2 separate regions of the Homo sapiens genome follow, and region 1 is linked to region 2. A link is an interaction called in ENCODE POLR2A ChIA-PET data of the cell type or tissue named here. Cell type or tissue: CD4-positive, alpha-beta T cell. All regions are shown on one strand. Links, peaks and the distances in the headings refer to the core of each region. The heading gives the core; the rest is flanking DNA.

Region 1 (5,372 bases), core at 133-5,132, 310 kb before region 2:
AGTCCTGGGGCAGAGACAGAACGGCCCTTCCATGCAGGGCACATGGCGGTCACCACCGCCAGAGGATCTGCTGGAGTAAGCAGGAGAAGCCCTGCTGAGGTCTGGATGTTGATGTCCCCCCAAATTCCTATGTTGAAGCCTAACACCCGTGTGCTGGTGTTAGGAGGTGGGGCGTTTGAGAGCTGGTTAGGTCATGAGGGTGGGGCCCTGATGAATGGGATAGGTTCCTACAAGAAGAGGCCCCAGGGAGCCCCCTCGCCCCTTCCACCATGGGAGGACACAGACAGAAGTCACCATCTATGAACCAGAAATTGGGCCCTCACCAGACACTAAATCTGCCCCTTAATCATGAACTTCCAGACCTCCAGAAGTGTGAAAAATAAGCATGTTGTTTATAGGCCACACAGTCTATGGTATTTCAGTATTGAAGCCCGAACCACCCAAGGCAGGTATGGCATCCACCATCTTGCAGGAAGTGGATGAAGGGGAGGGGCAAGGGAGGGTGGAGGAGGGGAGCCGGCGCTGAGACCCAAACCAAGAGCAAGGGCAAGCTGAGGGGCGGGGGCATTGTTGGAGACCATGCTTAGGCATTTAGAATTTATTCTAAAATCCATGAAAACTTGCTGAAAATTTTTGTTTTCATCTATGTGACATTGCTATCATCTGTATGCTAACAACTCCCACCTTTATTTCCTCCCAGACCTCTGTTCTGAACGCCATGTGCCTCCCCTGGTCTCTGGAAGTCCAGTAGGCACCTGTACATCTAGACACCTCCCCTGCACACAAATCTGCTCTTCCTATGACAGTCCCTGTGTCATTGTCATAAGAGATACATTTGATTCTCCACCCTGGTTCTGGCACGAGAACTCTAAAAGCCTTGGGATTTCCTAAGAGATGAGGGTGAGAGGAATGTCTTTTGTTATTCAAGATGAGCCCCTTCTAACCATACCTGAGTTTATAGTGAGCTCCTAGAGAGCCTCAGGTGGGAGTGGTTGCCACAGGAACCAACCTCGTGACTACAGGGTTAGCACTTTCAGCTCCCCCGTCTCCCTTCCAAGGAGATGAGAAGGACTGGAGGTTGAGGTACATACCAATGCCCAGTGTTTTAATCTACCATGCCTAAGGGATGTGACCTCCACAAAACTCTTCAGGGACAGGGCTGGAGAGCTTCCGGGCTGGTGAGCACAGGGAGGTGCTGGGATGGTGGCGCATCCAGAGAGAGCCTGGACACTCCGCAACAGTCACCCCGATGCCTTGCCCAGGGCAGTCCTTCTCTGCTGCCCCTGAGTTACATCCTAATCATAAACCAGTATGTGTAAGTAAAATGTTTTCCTGAGTTCTGTGAGCTGTTCTAAACCTGAGGAGCAGTTTGTGGGAACCACCAGTTTGTAGTCCATTGGTCAGACGTCTGGGAGGCCTAGGCCTTGCAACTGGCCTCTGAAGTGGGGGCAGCCTTGCAGGACAGAGCTCTTAACCTGTAGGACCTGAGGCTGATGGATGGTGTCAAAACTGAATTGAATCGTAGGACAACCAGTTGGTGTCGGGAGAGCTGGAGAACTGGTTAGTGTGAGGTAAAAACCCACACACTTGGTGTCAGAAGTTAGAACAGAAATGATTCAAAGTCCCTGTGTCAGTGAATGCTTTGTCTCCGCCTGGATGCCTGTGCCAGGCACCTGGGAATCACCACACACCCTCCACATTCGGTGCGTGCCCTTGTCTGTGGGTTCCGCTCCACAAGCCACCACAAATGTATCCAGGTCTGTGCACCTCTGCTCTCACCAGCCTGGCCCCAGCCTGGCCCCAGCCCAGCCTCCCTGAGCCACTGCAGCAGTCTCCCAGAGGCTCAAAAGTGGTGCTTAAGACTTGCATTTGAGAAAGATGGGTTTTGGATAAATGTGGAGGATGGACTGGGGGCCAGTGAGAAGGGGACAAGGGATAGTTTCAGCAACCCGTTCCTTCATGTGTTCACTGAAGTCATGATGCACCGTGAGGGCCTGCTGTGGGCCAAAGCCTGGGAGGGGACTGGGGATAGAGAATGGAGTGTCACCCACAGAGAGAAGAGGTTCATTGGGCGGGGAGACGGCTGAAGTTGCCAAGAGAGAGCTCAAAGGGAGGCAGGGCTGAGGCCAGAAACCCTAAGGGATGGATCAAGGAGAGGAATTGAGGAAGGACAGAGAGCAGGAGCATATGGACAGAGGAGAGGCAGAAGCCGGGCTCTGCAGGGCTGTGGAAGCTGGAGGAGTAGGTTGTCCCAGAGTCCCGTACCCCTGGGGATCCAGGAAGGTAAGAGGGAAGTCAGCAACAAGGAGGTGGGAGAGGTTCCTCGGCATGTGGGGCGGAAGCCAGACTGTGGTGATTGAGAAATGTGTAGGGGTGGAAAAGTGGCTGCAAGGCACGACCACAGGCGGGAGAGCCGACTGTGAAATCTGCAGGAATTTTCTGAGCCAGGCGCCAAACACAGCCAGTGTTAAAAATTAAATGATGAAAACTTACAGTTAAATAGGTTACATAGAGACAAAGCAATAAATACTGAAAACTCATCTCTTCCTAGTTTGTTACCTTCTACCAATAGCTATTCCCCTGAGATAATGTCCATCCATTGTGTCCCTGTGGTGAGAATGCTATATGTGAGTGATTACTCACGTCTATGCATCTCTTCCAACTCTGCGTGTCGTGTTATCTCACTGGTGGCTTGAAATTGGCTGTGATGGGAGTATTTACACCACAGAAACCAGCAAATTCCTCAAATCAGACCTTTTTATTCCCAGAGAGTCAGTTGTGAAACGTTTACCAGCACCACTGGAGGAGTGAGATCAGAGCACTTTCAGTAAGAGAGCAGTGGCACGTTAGCAAATGGAAGGGAGAAAAAGACAGCAGCAAACGTGGACAGGTTTGCGGGCTTTGTGGCAGGGAAGTGAGCGCGTTGCCTCTGATGACTTTCATTTCTCTCAGTTACACTGAGGTGAGGCCAACTGCTCTGTGTGTGGAAGCCAGAGAAGAAAGCAGCACAGAACAGATGCAAACCAAGGAGGCTGGAAGATAAGAGCAGAGCCATCAGGACACGAGCCCCTCGCGGGTATGAAACAGGAGTCGTGGGAGCAAATTAGTAGGTGCACTGCATGGAGGGACGGAAGGGGCAGGGAGGAGCATCTGAATGTAAGATTTCAGAGAAGCTCATTTTGTCAGCATTTCAGAGCTTCCTGTGTGCAGCATGGATCTAAAGCTGGTGGATGCAGGGGGGTGAACAAGACAACATCTTCACTTCCTGCATGCTGATGGCAGAAGTGAGACATCAGCGAAGAAACATCACGATCACCAAATTACGATGAACACCATGGAGGAAACAAAGGACACTGTGACACCAAGGAAGGAAGGGAGGTTACTTTTCATAGTGGCTGTAAATAGAACTGAAGGCTGAAAAACAGCTGTTAAAATGGCTTGTTTGTTTGAAGATGAATGAGAGTACACAATAAAAGGTAATTCTCCCTCCCATCCCCAATGCCAGCTTCCCTGTTTCTCTCCCCAGAAGCAGCCATGGTTCATCACATCCATTTCCAGAGGTATCCTAGGAGCAAGCTGTATGAGGAACCGGGGAAAGAGGAGCATGTGCAAAGGCCCTGGGGTGGAAAGGGCCTGCTGTGCTCTGAGCTGCAGCAGAGCTTCTCAAGCCTTAATTTGCATTTGAATCACCCAGGGATCTTGCTGAAATCCTGATTCCTGATTCAGTAGGTCTGGAGAGGGCTTGAGATTTCTAACAAGCTCCAGGTAATGCTGAGGTGCCTGATCCAGATCTCACTTAGAGTATTAAATAAAGTCCTAGGGGATCGTTAGAGATCAATCCAGCCAGAAATGTCATAGGAGAGGGAAGAACAGGTCAAGACAGGGCTGCACAGACAGGTGGGGCGGCTCAGTCGGGGTCTCTGTGCAGTAAGAAGCGTGGGTGTTATTCTAAGTGCGACAGGAACTCACTGAAAAGCTTTGTGCAGACTGGGGTTGGGAGTGGCGTTACATGATCTACTTATTCTTTCTAAATCACTCTATCTGCTGGTTGGGCAGGCAAAGTGACAGTGGGAGATCCACTGGGAGGCTACTGCACAAATCTCAGCCAGAGGTGACAGTGACAGGACCCATGTGATGACCGGGAAGATGGACGGAAGTGGGCAGACCCCAGGGGTATTTTTTTTTTTTTTTTTTTGAGACGGAGTCTTGCTCTGTCACCCAGGCTGGAGTGCGGTGGCGCGATCCTGGCTCACTGCAAGCTCCGCCTCCCAGGTTCACATCATTCTCCTGCCTCAGCCTCCTGAGTAGCTGGGACTACAGGCGCCCACCACCACGCCCGGCTAATTTCGTGTGTGTGTGTGTGTGTGTGTGTGTGTGTGTGTGTGTGTGTGTGTTTGGTAGAGATGGGGTTTCACCGTGTTAGCCAGGATGGTCTCGATCTCCTGACCTCATGATCCGCCCACCTCGGCCTCCCAGAGTGCTGGGATGACAGGCGTGAGCCACCGCGCCCGGCCCCTAGGGGTATTTTTAAGGTGGAACCGAAAGAACTCATGGATGGGTTGGATATGGGGAGTGAGGGAAAAGGAAGCATCAAGGACGCCTCTTGGGGTTGTGTCTTGAGCAAGCGAGCAGCCTGGGCCAGCATTTACTGAGGCGGAGGGAGGAGCAGGGAGATTGAGAAGCCTGCACGTCACCAAGCAGAGATGTCAAGAAGACCTCGGGGCGGGGGTGGGGGGGGGGGGCGGGGGGCAGGGGCGTGGGCATGTGTGAGGCTGGGGCTCCGAGGAAGGTCTTGGCGTGGAATATAAGTTGGGAGTTGTCAGTAGAGGCATTTTCCAAGGCTATGAGAATGTGCTGTAGAGAAGAGCAGGAGCTCTAGGATGAACCCTGATGGGCATGATCCCTAGGGATTGGGTAGAAGAACAAGCGACCAGAGGGGCGCGGAGGGAGGCTGCAGGCGGCTTTGCCAGCAGGATTTGAAATGAGGAGATTTTATCAGGGCTAACTCAAAGGGTTTGCATTTCACCTTTTGCCCCCTCTTGCATAAATGGCGTCATTTGAAAAGAGAAGAGACGGGAAGGAGGGGGAGTCAGGAACGCGGGCGAAGCGCATCTGCCTGGTTCTGGTGAGACCAGCCCGGCAACTGTCAAGTCATCCCTGCTTAATAACACCTGCTGGAAGGACAAAGGAAAGAGCTGCTGGCACCGAGTCACATGTCCACACAAACCACAGAGCGGGCCGTAGATGCCAAGCCCTTCCCCTTCCCACCCTGTACCTGTTCTTCATGTTAATCTATTACTCTAATAATTTATTCATTGTGTAGCAAATGATCATTTTCCTATCATTTGTTTATTACTATTTTTACTTTCATT
Region 2 (5,372 bases), core at 209-5,208:
TTGGGAGGTCAAGGTGAGAGGATCATTTGAGGCCAGGGGTTCAAGACCACCCTGGGTAACAAAGCAAGACCCCCATCCCTACAAAAAAATAAAAAATAAAATTTAGGCATGGTAAGGCATTTCTGTACTCCCAACTACTCAGAACCCTGAGGTGGGAGGATCACTTAAGTCCAGGAGTTCAAGGCTGCAATGAGCTATGATTACATGGCTGTACTCCAGACTAGACAACAGAGCAAGACCCTGTCTCAATCAATCAATCAATCAATAAAATTGTTTTCTTTACTGAGACATTAAAATTGGTATATCTAAGGATCTCACTTTCTTACTGTAAAACCTCAAAGTTTTACTATTAGTCCACTAAGATTTACTCAGGGTTATTACAAATTCAATTAGTTCATGGTCTCACTGAGTTGGAAAGTATGCTAAGCACTATCATTCATAAATAATTGTAAAACTTAGTTGTGGAACTCGACAAAGATGAGGCTGAACTTACGGCCTGTTCAACCAACAGGCTGTACTCTAAAAGCCCATTTATAAGTTATCTGGAACCCAGAGAACATTTCATTTCATGTAAAATTACCACTAAGTTGGTACTTAAGTTCCCAAGAAATAAATAACTATTAGACAGTTAATAACTAATAGATAACTATTAAATAGAGAACTAGATAATAATTAGATAATAGATAATTATCTATAACTAATAGATAACTATTCAACTCATTTGTCCTTTTCTAATTTAAAATCAGAAAAACGTTATTATGGTGCAAGAAAATCAAGTGTGTGTTGTGTGTGCATATACAGACAAGAAAATCAAATGCAAGTGTATGTGTGGGATGTATATGCAAAAACTCTAACTTAAGGAAAAGAAGCTTCACATCAAGAACACAGAAGTTAAATCCATGGAGGCTGAGAAGATAATTTCCACTCAGTTCCAAGGGCAAAGGACACTGATGATGCTAGGTTCACTGGACCTGTTGTCCCCACATGTGGACGGTGTCGCTAACATTGCTGACAGCTTCACAGTCTTAACAGCAACATAATAGGGGAAAGGAGAAAGCGTTTAAACAGATGTAGAGACCAAGTTAACAGTGTGATGAATCATCAGCAGATGAGGGGGACGGAGGGGCAAGTGTGGCACAGGCACAAGAGGACAATGTTTGTCCCCTCCAAACTCCACACTGAAATTTAATCCCGAATGTCAGAAGTGGGGCCTAATGGGAAGTATTTGGGTCATGGGGGCAGATCCCTCATGTATACATTAATGCCCTCCCCCAACCACCCCCCGCTTTGAGGGTGCGTGAGTTCTCACTCCGTTGGTTCCCACAAGAGCTGGCTGTGAAAAGAGCCTGGGACACCACCACCACCACCCGCTCCCTTCCTTCCTCTCTCGCCATGTGAGCTCAGCACACGACAGCTCCCCTTCACCTTCCACCACGAGTAGAAGCAGCCTGAGGCCTCACCAGATGCAGATGTCCAGTCTTGAACCTTCCAGCCATCAGAATTGTGAGCCAAGTAAACCTCTTTTCTTTAAAAACTACCCAGCCTCAGGTATTCTTTTATAGCAGCACAAAACAGACTAAGAGAACATCCAAGAGGAAAAGAAAAAGGCCCTTTCCCGGCTACTCTAAGAAACTCGGCATTCAGAAGCCTGGTGTAGTTATTCAGGGACTGCCCAAAAAATACATAAGTGTGAGACAAGCATTCATAAAGAAAACGAGATGGAAATAAAACTCTGGGTCCCCACCAGAAAGAAGACAGATAGACATCATCACCTGTGAGTGCCCTCCTCTCTCTCCTGTGAGTTTGGCGATGGGTCTATCCCCTCCAAGGCCTACCTGGCATAACCATAAGTGAGGGTTTTATGCACAGAAAGACCTCTGAAACCTCTGCCACCAACCAGCTGGGTGACAACTTCTCTGAGCCGCAATTCTCTCACGGGTAAAATGGGATGACAGACACTTATCATTCAAGGTGTCCAGAGGATTAAATGAAGTGCTGCATGCTGAGGCACAGCACAGCAACGACGCTTAGTGAAATTCCAAAAATGCCGGTGACTCATTGTAATCTGTGATAGGGAATGTCTGTCACCCCCTTGAGCCAACAGGTGCTGGTGCACAGTGAGTGCTCTACAGGGTTAGCTTAAAAAACATAACAAGGCCGGGCACGGTGGCTCACGCCTGTAATCCCAGCACTTTGGAAGGCCAAGGCGGGCAGATTGCTTGAGGTCAAGAGTTCAAGACCAACCTGGCCAACATGGTGAAACCCCATCTCTATTAAAAATACAAAAATTAGCTGTGCATGGTGGCGTACGCCTGTAGTCCCAGCTACTCAAGAGGCTGAGGCAGGAGAATCGCTTGAATCCAGGAGACAGAGGTTGCAGTGAGCAGAGATCACGCCACTGCATTCCAGCCTGGGCAACAGAGTGAGACTCCATCTCAAAAAAACAAAAAAACAAAAAACAAAACAAAACAAAAAACGTAACAAGAAGGTCCCTTCCTAAGCTACTGGGGGGAGGGCTGGAGTGAGACTTGTGGCAGATGGAGCAGAGACTGAGCAAGGTGGGCAGGGCCAGCCTGGGCACACAGCCAGAGAGGAAGGGGGAGGGCGCTAGAGTGAGACCCAAGCCACCGTCTGCTCAAGTACTGCGCCGAAACCAGGGTGGAGCCGGGAGGAAAAACCACAGGCCCTCACAGGAACAGGGGCTCAGCCAGAGAGTTGAAAAACTCTTTTTTCAAACCCATGTAACAACATAGTAAAATGACAGGGGATTATCTGTTCACCAAGTGAGTGCCCAGCAACATGACAAAATGACCCCAGAGTCAGCTACCCCAGAGTCTGGGAGAGGAAAGGACCATGGCCACCCCTAGGCCTCCCCAAGCCTCAGCTTCCTCATTAAGCCCACTGTATGTGGGACAGTATGGTCCTCATCAGGCTGCTGTGAGGTATGGCAGGTCAAATAATGCCCCCTGCAAAAGAGGTTCACGTTCAAATCCTTGGAACCTATTAATGTTACCTTATACAGCAAAGGATTTGCAGACTCAATTAAGTTTCGAATCTTGAGATGAGATTATCCTAGATTACACTGGTAGGCCCCAAATGCCATCACAAATGTCCTTATATGAAGGCAGGAGATTTCGGAGAGAAGAGAGGGCCGTGTGACAGAAGCAGAGAGAAGCGGAGTCACGGAGAGAAGATGTTACCCTGCTGGTGTGAAGATGAGGAAGGGGCCGGCAGCCGAGGCAAGCCAGCAGCCACAGAATGGATTCCGCCCTAAGCTACTGGAGGGAACATGGCCTTGCCCACAGCTTGATTCAGCCCAGTGATTCTGGAGGCCAGAACAGTGAGAGAATAAGTTCCTTTCGCTTTAAGCCACCGAGTTTGTTACAGCAACCACAGGAAGCTAATACAAGGGATTAAAAGGGAAGTGGATACAAAGCAATCAGCACGCTATCTGGCACGTGGTAGGAACTCGAGAATCCCCATTAGTGAAGGACAGTTCCTGACATCCTCCCTGGGCCACCAACCCATCCTCAAAAGCTGTGTGAAAACCTACAACCTTGTACTGCAATAACGAGCTCTGTACTCTGCTCACAAAAGCTCCTTCGTGTGTATCGTCTCAGTTGATTCTGTCCTAAAAAGGAGTTTCCAAGGTTGTCCAAGGACTCTCGGCTTGTCACATATAAATACAACACTGCCACAGGCCTTGTCTTCAACATTCAGTTCAATTAGTTAAAATATTTCACAGGATGGCCTCTGCTGATATCTCATGGAGCAGACCCTCCTGATCTCAGGCATCATGAGCTGTGATCAGGGCCATCTTACCTTGCAGAAACACAGCACAAGTACTTCTCTCAGCCACAGGCCTTGCAACTGTCAACAGAGAAGCTGGTGCCGAGTTCTGACATGGGAACTGAGAACTCTGCCCCTGTCAGGGCAGACATGGCAGAAGAAGAGGCTGGGCAGGCAAAAAAAGACACTGGCTAGCACTTGACCTTCCAAACTGCTTTTCAGCTTGACTCATGCAAAGAGGTTTATCTCTCCCCTAAACCCCCTGCTTTTTGTTTCTTCAGCCCTTGCTCTGTGCACCCCCACTCTCGATTTTCCTCTTTGAGGAGCGAGTCCCAAGTGTCGAAACCCACCATGTGCAATAATTCCACTTCCTCCGTCGTGCTCGGCCTCCATCATGCAGACCCTGGGGCCTCAGCTTCCCCTGGGTTGCTGCGAGGATGTGGCCCCATGAATCTGACGGCTCTCCTGCCCTCCCCTCTGCCCCATTTTGTTCGAGACTCAGGGCTGTGCTGTCCCAACCTTCCCCAGCCTGTGCAAGATTTGAAGACTGTCCCCTTCATCAAGCCACAGCAGCCCTCAGCCACAAAGAGCTCAGGGTGGAGCCTCAAAACCTCAAGAGTATCTTAAAGAAAAAATGAAGAAAAAGAAGAAGCCTATTCACTTCCTAAAAACAGCCATCTGCAGGCCCTCTGAGATATCTTTTTTGCACCCATTCTTCTACAAGCTTCTGCCAGCGCCAGGTTCACTGGGTGGAGACCGTGTACCCTAAGCCAACTGACTACTGACCACTATCAGGCAGGAGACAAGGGCTGTGCACGGAGCGAGCAGAGACTGGAGGAAAAGCTGCCTCAGCATTCCTCAGCCCCTGGCACCGCATGCAGCAGACCCTAGGGCTAACAGCTCACACCTACCAGACCTTCACTTGACCATGGACGCTCATGGCTCTGGTCTGCCCTAAATCCCGCACAGGGGCTTGTAAGCAGTCTCGCAGGCACATGCCTGTGAGCCCTCCGCAGGTGGCTACTACTTCCTGCTCTCCTACAGACAGACCCCAGGGCCAGCTCCACAAGTCAATTCCTTTGTGCCTGAAAACTACCTGCTGCGTGAGTGAATGAGAAGGGGCAGGTGTGCTCCCAGTTGGTAACTTTGCATCACCTCGCCTGTGATGAATGACCATGCCATATCACAGATTCAGAAACTGAAGACCACCAACCAACATGACTCCAAAATGTACGTGCAACGTGCTGCCCAGGCCGTTGCCTTCCCTCTGAGATGTAGAGCACCTTGGTTGGAACAGCTGAAATGCTGGGAGGGCATGGCCAGAACCAGCCTCAGCGAGACACCATCACAGCTGAAATGTAGACTTCCACACAAGCACTGTGTGTTCCTGGGCCTGGCTGTCATTAAGGTCCCTGCAGAACCATCTGCCCTTGCACCTGCAGCTTGAGTTGGCCGCTTGATAGGCCAGGCAGAGGAAAGCCCAACAGAGCCAATGTACCTGAAACTGGGGTCAAAAGCAGCTTTGACAAGCCTCACTCAGGATGCTACAGGTTAGTTTAAAATGTCTGTGGGCTGGGCGCGGT

What was found. ChIA-PET counts read pairs that join two places held together with the same protein. Peaks named below come from ENCODE experiments on the same cell type or tissue, not always from the same donor. Only the 100,000 strongest peaks of a DNase experiment are listed, where the experiment ranks them.
Region 1: POLR2A ChIA-PET joins it to region 2 with 13 read pairs; 4 of 35 experiments call an interaction of 5 or more read pairs at or near these places.

What each region holds. Positions count from the first base shown.
Region 1 is chr2:98,769,723-98,775,094 of GRCh38, reverse strand. LINC02611 (long intergenic non-protein coding RNA 2611) reads left to right here and starts at 3,197. Exons shown (of 4, transcript NR_126337.1): 1 at 3,197-3,476. RefSeq lists enhancers at 1-411, 717-1,217, 1,218-1,718, 3,855-4,355, 4,356-4,856. In CD4-positive, alpha-beta T cell, for the core only: no CTCF peak of the experiment used is centred there; DNase peaks (open chromatin) are centred at 3,244, 4,024, 4,654 and 5,094; H3K4me3 peaks cover 2,859 bases; H3K27ac peaks cover 4,861 bases.
Region 2 is chr2:98,463,129-98,468,500 of GRCh38, reverse strand. The region is part of intron 1 of INPP4A (inositol polyphosphate-4-phosphatase type I A); the gene reads right to left. Among named protein-coding and RNA genes, the nearest start is that of INPP4A, 21 kb to the right of the region's middle. RefSeq lists enhancers at 2,083-2,647, 2,746-3,055, 3,066-3,205, 4,456-4,505, 4,692-5,207. In CD4-positive, alpha-beta T cell, for the core only: no CTCF peak of the experiment used is centred there; DNase peaks (open chromatin) are centred at 2,580, 3,400, 3,860, 4,350 and 2 weaker places; H3K4me3 peaks cover 3,475 bases; H3K27ac peaks cover 4,798 bases.